2 separate regions of the Homo sapiens genome follow, and region 2 is linked to region 1. Evidence: chromatin contacts called from ENCODE Hi-C or POLR2A ChIA-PET data. All regions are on one chromosome and are shown on one strand. The core of a region is the stretch at or near the end of the contact, and the rest is flanking DNA. Distances in the headings are between cores, read along the strand shown. Region 1 overlaps FLT1 (fms related receptor tyrosine kinase 1). Region 2 overlaps FLT1 (fms related receptor tyrosine kinase 1).

Region 1 (3,901 bases), core at 1,053-3,552:
CAATGGCTGGACTCTTATGGCCTGGGAGGAGCCTGGGTATGAAGCAGTGACGTTTTTGCGTGTTTGTAGGTCTCCCCAAAGTCTTGACTTCCTTCCTTTTTCTGCCAGGTTGATGTGGGTTTCTCAGAAGCCAGTGTGCTTAAAACTGTGCATTTACGACATCTGTGAGTTTCTTCTCCCCACCTTCAGAACGACCACCCTTCTGTTCGCCAGCAGTCTGCTCTGCAGGAGGCCTGCTGTTATTCTTTCACTGCTCCAGGCCAGATCAGCAGCACCGTGGGGCCTTCCAGATTGGATTAGAGTCAGTCGTTTGGCCATTAGTGAGCCGGACTTGCCACATAACGCCAAGCGTGGCCTCTGTTTGTGATGTTAGTGCATCCTGGAGTAGGCTCCATTCCCTATTCCAGCCAAATCCTTCTTATCCTCTCAGGCCAGCTGAAATGCTTTCTGCCCTGGAATGTACTCCGGGATGAACAGCTGAGGCAGATACTCATTCTCTGCTCTCTCAATCCCCGCTTCTGGAATCATTAGTCAGTACTTATTTTATTCTGCCTTTTATTATTATTTTGGCGTTGATATGCTTCTCTTCCCTACCGAATTATAAACTTTGAGACAGTACTGTCTGACATATCTTTGTATCCTGTACACATGCCCAGCACTTAGCACGAAATATTTATTTAGGACCTTTATGTGCAGGCGCTGTGCTGGACTTGTGACATACTTAATCCTATTAACCTTGTAAGAATCTAAAGAAGTCAATAGTAGTATCTTCAATCTACAGATGGGAAGATGGAAACTCAAGTTAAACAACTTGCCCAAAGTCGCACAATGACTATGTGGTGAGGCTGAGACTTGAGTCCACGTATACCTCAGAATATTTCCGCCCTTCCTCTGCTCTTCTCATTCCTGAGGTGCCTTAGGAAGTTGTCTGCAAGGACTTAGGATAAAATTGAGCAAAAGCACTCTTTCAGTGATCCTGTTATTTTTATTTTCTCCATTTCTCTCATGTTTACATGCCTCTAGACTTCCTATGCTGATTCCTTTTCCCATTAATGTTATGCTTTTCTGAAAAGTCAGATGTTAAGAATACTGCATTACTGATAATTTCTAAACCTTTCTGTTAGCCATATCATTTACTCTTGTGAAAAGTGGAGGTTATTTTCACTTGAATTGCCCATATGGGTTGCCACATATATATAATATATGGCATATATAATGGAATATATATTTATATATTCCATTATTTTGTTCATTATTGCCCCCAACTGCCATGCTTTTTGAACTCTTGTGTCTGCTTTTTGTAGTTTTTTGGCCTTCTCCTTTGCTCTCTTTTATAAAAGTGATGGCTATATCCAACCTTTTTTGCTTAAAAAAAGTAGTTAGCTGAAAATATAGATTACATGATTGGCAATCATCCAGCCACACCTGAAATATTGTGCCCATTTATAAAAGAAACAAATAAGTAGCGCTATATCCTGGATAGGAATAGAATAGTGCCAGAAAATGAGGATACTTAGTCCAAAAAAGAGACAACATGGGGGTAACAAGATTGTTTTCTTGAAATAGTTTAGGAGCTTTCTGACAGAAGAGGCATTTAACTCATTCTTTGACACACCAGAAAAGATAACTAGAACCAAGGAAGGGAGATGGTAGTGAAATTTCCAAGAGGCAGGTTTCAAGTCTATATAAGAATATAACTTTGCACAGGAAGAAATTTTGAATGTTAATAGTATGTGGACCTTAGAAAGGCCTGCATGTGTGAGTCAGATGCAGTATCTTGAATGGAAGGAGTTTGGATTCACTGGATTAAAATTTGATCCTAGGATGCTGTTCACAACAGCTGAATACGGTACCTGCTCATTAATTTTATAATTGAAATGGGACTCTTCTTCTAGAGTCATTGTTCTTACCACCCTGGTAGCTATGAAACATTCCCTAGATTTAGACTTTATTTCCTGTTAGATGCATATGGACCCTCACACTGACCTATCTTGTCAAATTGAGTTTAGGAAATGAAACCAAGTGAACAAGTTGTGTCTGTGGCTATGTTTAACAGATTTAAAGAGGTTGGTGAATTAGCCAGGAAGGAAACTGTCTGCTCTTTTTATTTCCTTTGAAAAAGGATTCTTATACTCACAGATAAAACAATGTGTTATTTTTGTATCCGTAAAGGATGAATGAACTGTGGAGTCAAAGTACCTTCTTTAAATAATCACAGGTCTTGTTTGGTTTGGACCTAGTGCCAGCACGAGGGCACATGAAGCTCTCAAAGGGGAAATTCCATATCAAAACCGACAACAGAAGTGTTAGTAACTAAAATCATTTCTGAAATTAACATAGCGCTCAGTAGCCCTGGAACTCAATGGGGCTGTTACAATTTCATCCAAGGACTTAAGCTATGCTTTATAATTATTAATGCAAATAACCACAATATATATAAAAACATTCTTTTTTTTTTTTTTTTTGAGACACAGTCTTGGTCTGTCAGCCAGGCTAGAGTGCAGTGGCATGATCTTGGCTCATTACAAGCTCTGCCTCCTGAGCTCAAGCAATTCTTCTGCCTCAGCCTCCCGAGTAGCTGGGATTACAGGCGTGTGCCACCACGCCTGGCTAATTTTTGTATTTTTAGTAGAGACGGGGTCTCACCACGTTGGCCAGGCTGGTCTCGAACTCCTGACCTCAGGTAATCCACCCGCCTCGGCCTCCCAAAGTGCTGGGATTACAGGCATGAGCCACCGCGCCCAGCCAAATCTGATACTCTTATATCAGATTTAGGCCTTACTATATTTCAGTATTATTTATAAGTACATAGGAGAAGACAACTTGAAGAAGAATAACTATCATTCTAAACATTTTTCGAAGATGATTGACAGATACAAAAATCCCAAAGGCACAAAAGGACTACATGAGGGTCCTGCAGCCTAAATGCTGGTCATGGCATTAGAGGCTGATTTGCAAACGATTGCACGTTGTCACTTGTTTGAGAAAGGACTCATCCAGTAGAAAGTAGACACTATGTTCCCTAATAAATTAAATCCCAGAAGTCAATAACAGAAAAAACTGAAAACAATATGGCCATGGGTCTTCAGTCACTGCTTTCTATTGCCCTTGGCCAGCTATCAGTTTTCAGTTCTCCATTTTGACCCTCCTCTGATCCCTGACTGACCTCCCTCCACGTTAGCTCCTCTCTTCCTGAATCCTGCCCCCAAATTCACTCCTATGACTATCCTGGCACTGAGAAAGGATGTGATAAACTAATTCGCATGAATATGTTGGGGATTGATGTTACACCTCTCATGGGTGTTGGCTATTTAGAAAGGTTTCCCGAGGAGAGAGCAGTGCTCAAAACAGAGATGAACCAGTTGTGCACTAATGTCAATAGGAGGGCTGAGGGACAGGGATACACATGCCTATACTTCAAATCTAACCAGTGACATAAAGCTGGCCTTGATCAAGAAGAATTTTAAAAAATGGTGATGGAATTCAGTTAGGCTGATTTGAGGTGTTTGTAGAGAGTTCTTGAGGCAAAATAATTCAAACTCAAAAGATATTCATCTTAATTCCTTCCGTAGAAACTAGGCTGGCATAAAACTGCATTGGGTATCATAGAAGTGGGTGTTAGGCCTAGGGAACTTGGTGCTGGGCTCTGCGAGGGCCTGGGACCATGTAATTAATATCTTGCGCTTATAGAACATGCAGTGCACTATTTTAAGCACATAACATCCGTAATCCTACTCAAGTTTTGCAATAATCCTACAGGTACAAGGAAGTACAGTTAGTTAAAAGGGAGAATCTAGGCTCAAAAAGGTTAAGTGACTTGTCCAGGGTTACACAGCTTGGAAATGGCAGAGCTGAGAATTGTAGCCATGTTCAACCATCCTGCTCTGTTGCTCTATAGGTT
Region 2 (3,962 bases), core at 1,356-3,855, 110 kb before region 1:
GCACCTGTAGTCCCAGCTACTCAGGAGGCTGAGGCACGAGAATCGCTTGAACCTGGCAGGCAGAGGTTGCAGAGTGAGTCAAGATCGCACCAAGGCACTCCAGCCTGGGAAACAAAGTGAAACTCTGTCTCAAAAATAAAATAAAATAAAAATTTAAAAGATATTAATTTATATCATCAGCAATACCAGAAAAGCATATGTTAATTTAGTATCTTTGAAATTATATACCCAGCAAAATATTCTGACAGAAGCAGGGGGAGGGGAAGTGATTCCCCTAGATGTTGGTGATAGTGGGCATCTGCCACGTGCCAGGCAGCAAGCCAGCCTCTTCCACAGCACAGCACCGAATGCACACACCCTGCCTGTGAGGTGGCTCGTAGGCTTTCCAGTTCCACTCACGAGGAGCCTGAGGAGCAGCCAATTAAGTGATGCCAAGGTCATGCAGTCAGTAGGTGGAAAAGCTAAGCCTCAAACGCAGATCTTCTAACTGAATCCAGTTTTTGAGATAGTCAAATCCAAGAGAAACGCTGGAGAGGACTGCTGGGCATAACCAGGGTATTTGACACACACATCATCTCACAGATCTGTGACCTAATGGTAAACCCTCCATGACCATTCACTTAGAGCTTCTACCTTTGCTTCCACTGTTTAAACTGATTTTTTAAAGAAAACTATACCCTGAGATTGGTGCCAAATACTAAGTTTTCCTCCCTCCAAGAATTTCTTTCCTCTCTCCTGCTAACTTCTATTCCCGCCTAAGGAACGCTAATCCTGGGCCCCTCATTCCCTGCCTTTCGGAGGCATTGCAGCTGCCTGGGAAGAGGGGAGGAGGAGGAGGCTGGTGAAGAAGAGGGAGAAGGAGAAGAGAGACTGAGGGATGAGGGGAGGAAGGAGGCGAGAGAGATCCTTAGTGATAGTATTCTGATTGGTCAGTAATAGCTTCAAGGGAGGCTCAGCCTCTGTAGCACCTATGGTTCAAAAAATCATGAGGCTGTCTGTTAGGCTGTTCTTACATTGCTGTAAAGAAATATCTGAGGCTTGGTAATTTATTAAGAGGTATAATTGACTCACAGTTCTCCAGGCTGTACAAGCATGGTGCTAGCATCTGCTTGCCTTCCAGTGAGGCCTCAGGGAGCCCTTACTCATGTCAAAGGCAAAACAGGAGCAGGTGTATCACATGGTGGCAGCAGGAACAAGAGAAGGGGGGAGGTGCCACACACTTTCAGATAATCAGATCTAAACAACAGCACCATGCCATGCATGAGGGATCCACCCCCACGACCCAAACACCTCCCATCAGGCCCCACCTCCAACATTGAGGATTACAATTCACCATCAGAATTGGAGGGTCAGCATCCAAGCTATATCAGGCTGGGACTGTGAGAAATGGAAGGTCAGAGATTTCAAGGTCGTCTAGTCCAATCTCTTTTTTACAGATAAGATAACTGAGATCTGGAAAGAGAGATGACTTGTCTAGGGTGATACAGCTAGTCACTAAAATGGATGTCATTATTGCATCATATGGAGATGTGTAGATTTTAAAGCACTTTCACCACCTCACTTTATTGCCTCACAACAATCCTCCGAGATGTTTGTCGAATGTCACGTAAGCGTGTGAACAGTTCCCTTTTGACTGTACCATTGTAGAGGGAACTCATAGATTACGTAAGACAAACCAAATGTCTTCTAAAACTGATTTTGATTCTATAATTAGTTTTCCAAATGAGGAAACTGGTTCAGAAAGGGAAATGATTGGCCAAAAATATCATTGCTCAACTAATGATTGCATGAAATTCAGAGCCCAGGAAAATTTCTGTACTTTTTATTCAGAAAAAAAGATGAGACAGGCCTATAGGACTAGATGACCCACACTGGAAAAAGTTCAGTATTGAAAATATATTTTGGATGACACTGACATTTATTCTTGAGAGTTTTTACTAAGTTATTGCATATTTGAATATTATAACTAGTTATATATTTTAATATAATTTCATTGAACCTATATGAATCCATTACCATTCTACATAAATAGGCTTTTGGATGTTATTTAGGTCATTTGGTATAAAAGGATATATAATATTTATGAGCAAGGGTAGAGCTAGAAAAAATTTGTGAATTAAGAGAAATTTGTATTAGTGTATCTTTTGCTTATAAATTAAAGATACAAGTAAATTAAAGATGTAAATAAATTAAAAATGAAAAACTCACCTTCATGGAAAGATAACTTAAAAAAAGGTAAGAAGACAATTTACAAATAATACATTTTAAAAATTTGTTTTTCAGGATCTAGTTCAGGTTCAAAATTAAAAGATCCTGAACTGAGTTTAAAAGGCACCCAGCACATCATGCAAGCAGGCCAGACACTGCATCTCCAATGCAGGTAAGTGGCTGTGTTGGTTTGGGAATAATCTAGTTGCCATGCCTAAGGCAAAATCATTCCCTGGCAGAGTAAAAAGGTAGGGACCTCAGTGATCTCCTGTGATCTGCAAAGTGCAAACCATAGGCATCCAGCTTCCCATGAAAGGGGATTCATGGGGAAGGGAGAGCATTACTCACTCAGGGAAATGGGGGAAGGGATGCCCAAATAGTTCTGCATCTTTATTCTGAGTATTGTTCTACAGCTTTTCTGAATGTGTTGCTTTCCCGTAAAGAGGAAGATGACTACACTTAAGAGAGGACCTCCGCTTCCTAATAAAATGAATGCTGAGGAACTGGTGCTGAGCCTAGGGCCCAGCCATAAATATGTTTTGTTTTCTTATCTGTGATTGCAGGGGGGAAGCAGCCCATAAATGGTCTTTGCCTGAAATGGTGAGTAAGGAAAGCGAAAGGCTGAGCATAACTAAATCTGCCTGTGGAAGAAATGGCAAACAATTCTGCAGTACTTTAACCTTGAACACAGCTCAAGCAAACCACACTGGCTTCTACAGCTGCAAATATCTAGCTGTACCTACTTCAAAGAAGAAGGAAACAGAATCTGCAATCTATATATTTATTAGTGGTAAGACTTCCATTTTCTACATTCTGTTTGCTTTTGCTTTGCAAATGAGTCATAAATCTACCCTGATCCATTGGAAAGGTTGCTTTCCTAGTGAGTATGAAAGAAACGGGTTAGGAAAGAGATTCCATCCTAGTTGTAGACACTTTCGTGGATGTCAATTTTAACCAGAATTGTCAAGGCCCAGTTAGTCACTATGTGCTCCACAAAGAGAGAGACTGGTCTGTATAGGTCACCTCTGTACCCACAGCTCCTAGCACAGTATGTGGCCCATAGTTGGATGAATAAGTGAATAAAAGGATTTTAGTTCTATTTCTTAGTTATTGAGAAGCCCAAAATAGAATACATGATTTTTGTCATTTAACACAGCTGCATTCTCTTATATGTTGGAACTGTAAAATACTGTTGTTTCTACTAAATTAATAAACGCAATGTTGCTGTTATCTCGAGTGTTATATAACTGGTTCCAATGGACAATGTTGTATTATTTCATGTTCACTGAGGAACTACTATAATGACATGAGAACTGGCACTGACCAAGATACAGTGCAAAGGGCAAAGGGCAAAAATGAATCATGTTTGATTCATTTTTTATGGTACTCGTAAAAAAATCATTTTCATTCATTCATAATTTTTATGATACTGTTCTTCCTTCCTTAGAGAATGAACAAATGAAGTAACATTCAAAGGGGAGAAATGCAAAATCTTTTAAGAAGTAGAAACTCACAGTAAAATTGGAACCCTGAGAAAGAATAATAAAAATGGCCTGTCACTTTCTTCTTCCTTGTTTAGTTCCAATTTTCAAATCTTGAGGGGATTAAAGAAAAAAACGCACACACACAAACAAGGCTGTAGAGAACACAAAGCAATATTAGTAGGCACTTCAGGCACAGAATCAGGTTTAAAAAAAACAAAAGAAAACAACCAACCATCAGCATCAATAGCTAAATATACATTGTGGGTCTAC

Evidence for each region. A loop is a pair of places that touch in the nucleus more often than their neighbours do. ChIA-PET counts read pairs that join two places held with the same protein, here RNA polymerase II (POLR2A).
Region 2: a map of right cardiac atrium shows a loop between it and region 1 (2.0-fold over the local background). The contact joins two enhancer-like sites. A Hi-C loop is called at or near these places in 1 of 168 maps with a recorded cell type or tissue (right cardiac atrium). POLR2A ChIA-PET finds 5 or more read pairs at or near these places in 2 of 52 experiments (BJ and PC-3).

The regions. Positions count from the first base shown.
Region 1 is chr13:28,352,137-28,356,037 of GRCh38, reverse strand. The region is part of intron 15 of FLT1 (fms related receptor tyrosine kinase 1); the gene reads left to right. Among named protein-coding and RNA genes, the nearest start is that of FLT1, 140 kb to the left of the region's middle. Within about 2 kb of position 2,302, at least 3 of the 41 ENCODE cell types and tissues checked have a DNase peak (open chromatin) inside an H3K27ac peak, as active enhancers do.
Region 2 is chr13:28,465,939-28,469,900 of GRCh38, reverse strand. FLT1 (fms related receptor tyrosine kinase 1) reads left to right here. Exons shown (of 30, transcript NM_002019.4): 2 at 2,284-2,380; 3 at 2,772-2,998. Among named protein-coding and RNA genes, the nearest start is that of FLT1, 27 kb to the left of the region's middle. RefSeq lists a silencer at 2,403-2,634. Within about 2 kb of position 2,605, at least 2 of the 41 ENCODE cell types and tissues checked have a DNase peak (open chromatin) inside an H3K27ac peak, as active enhancers do.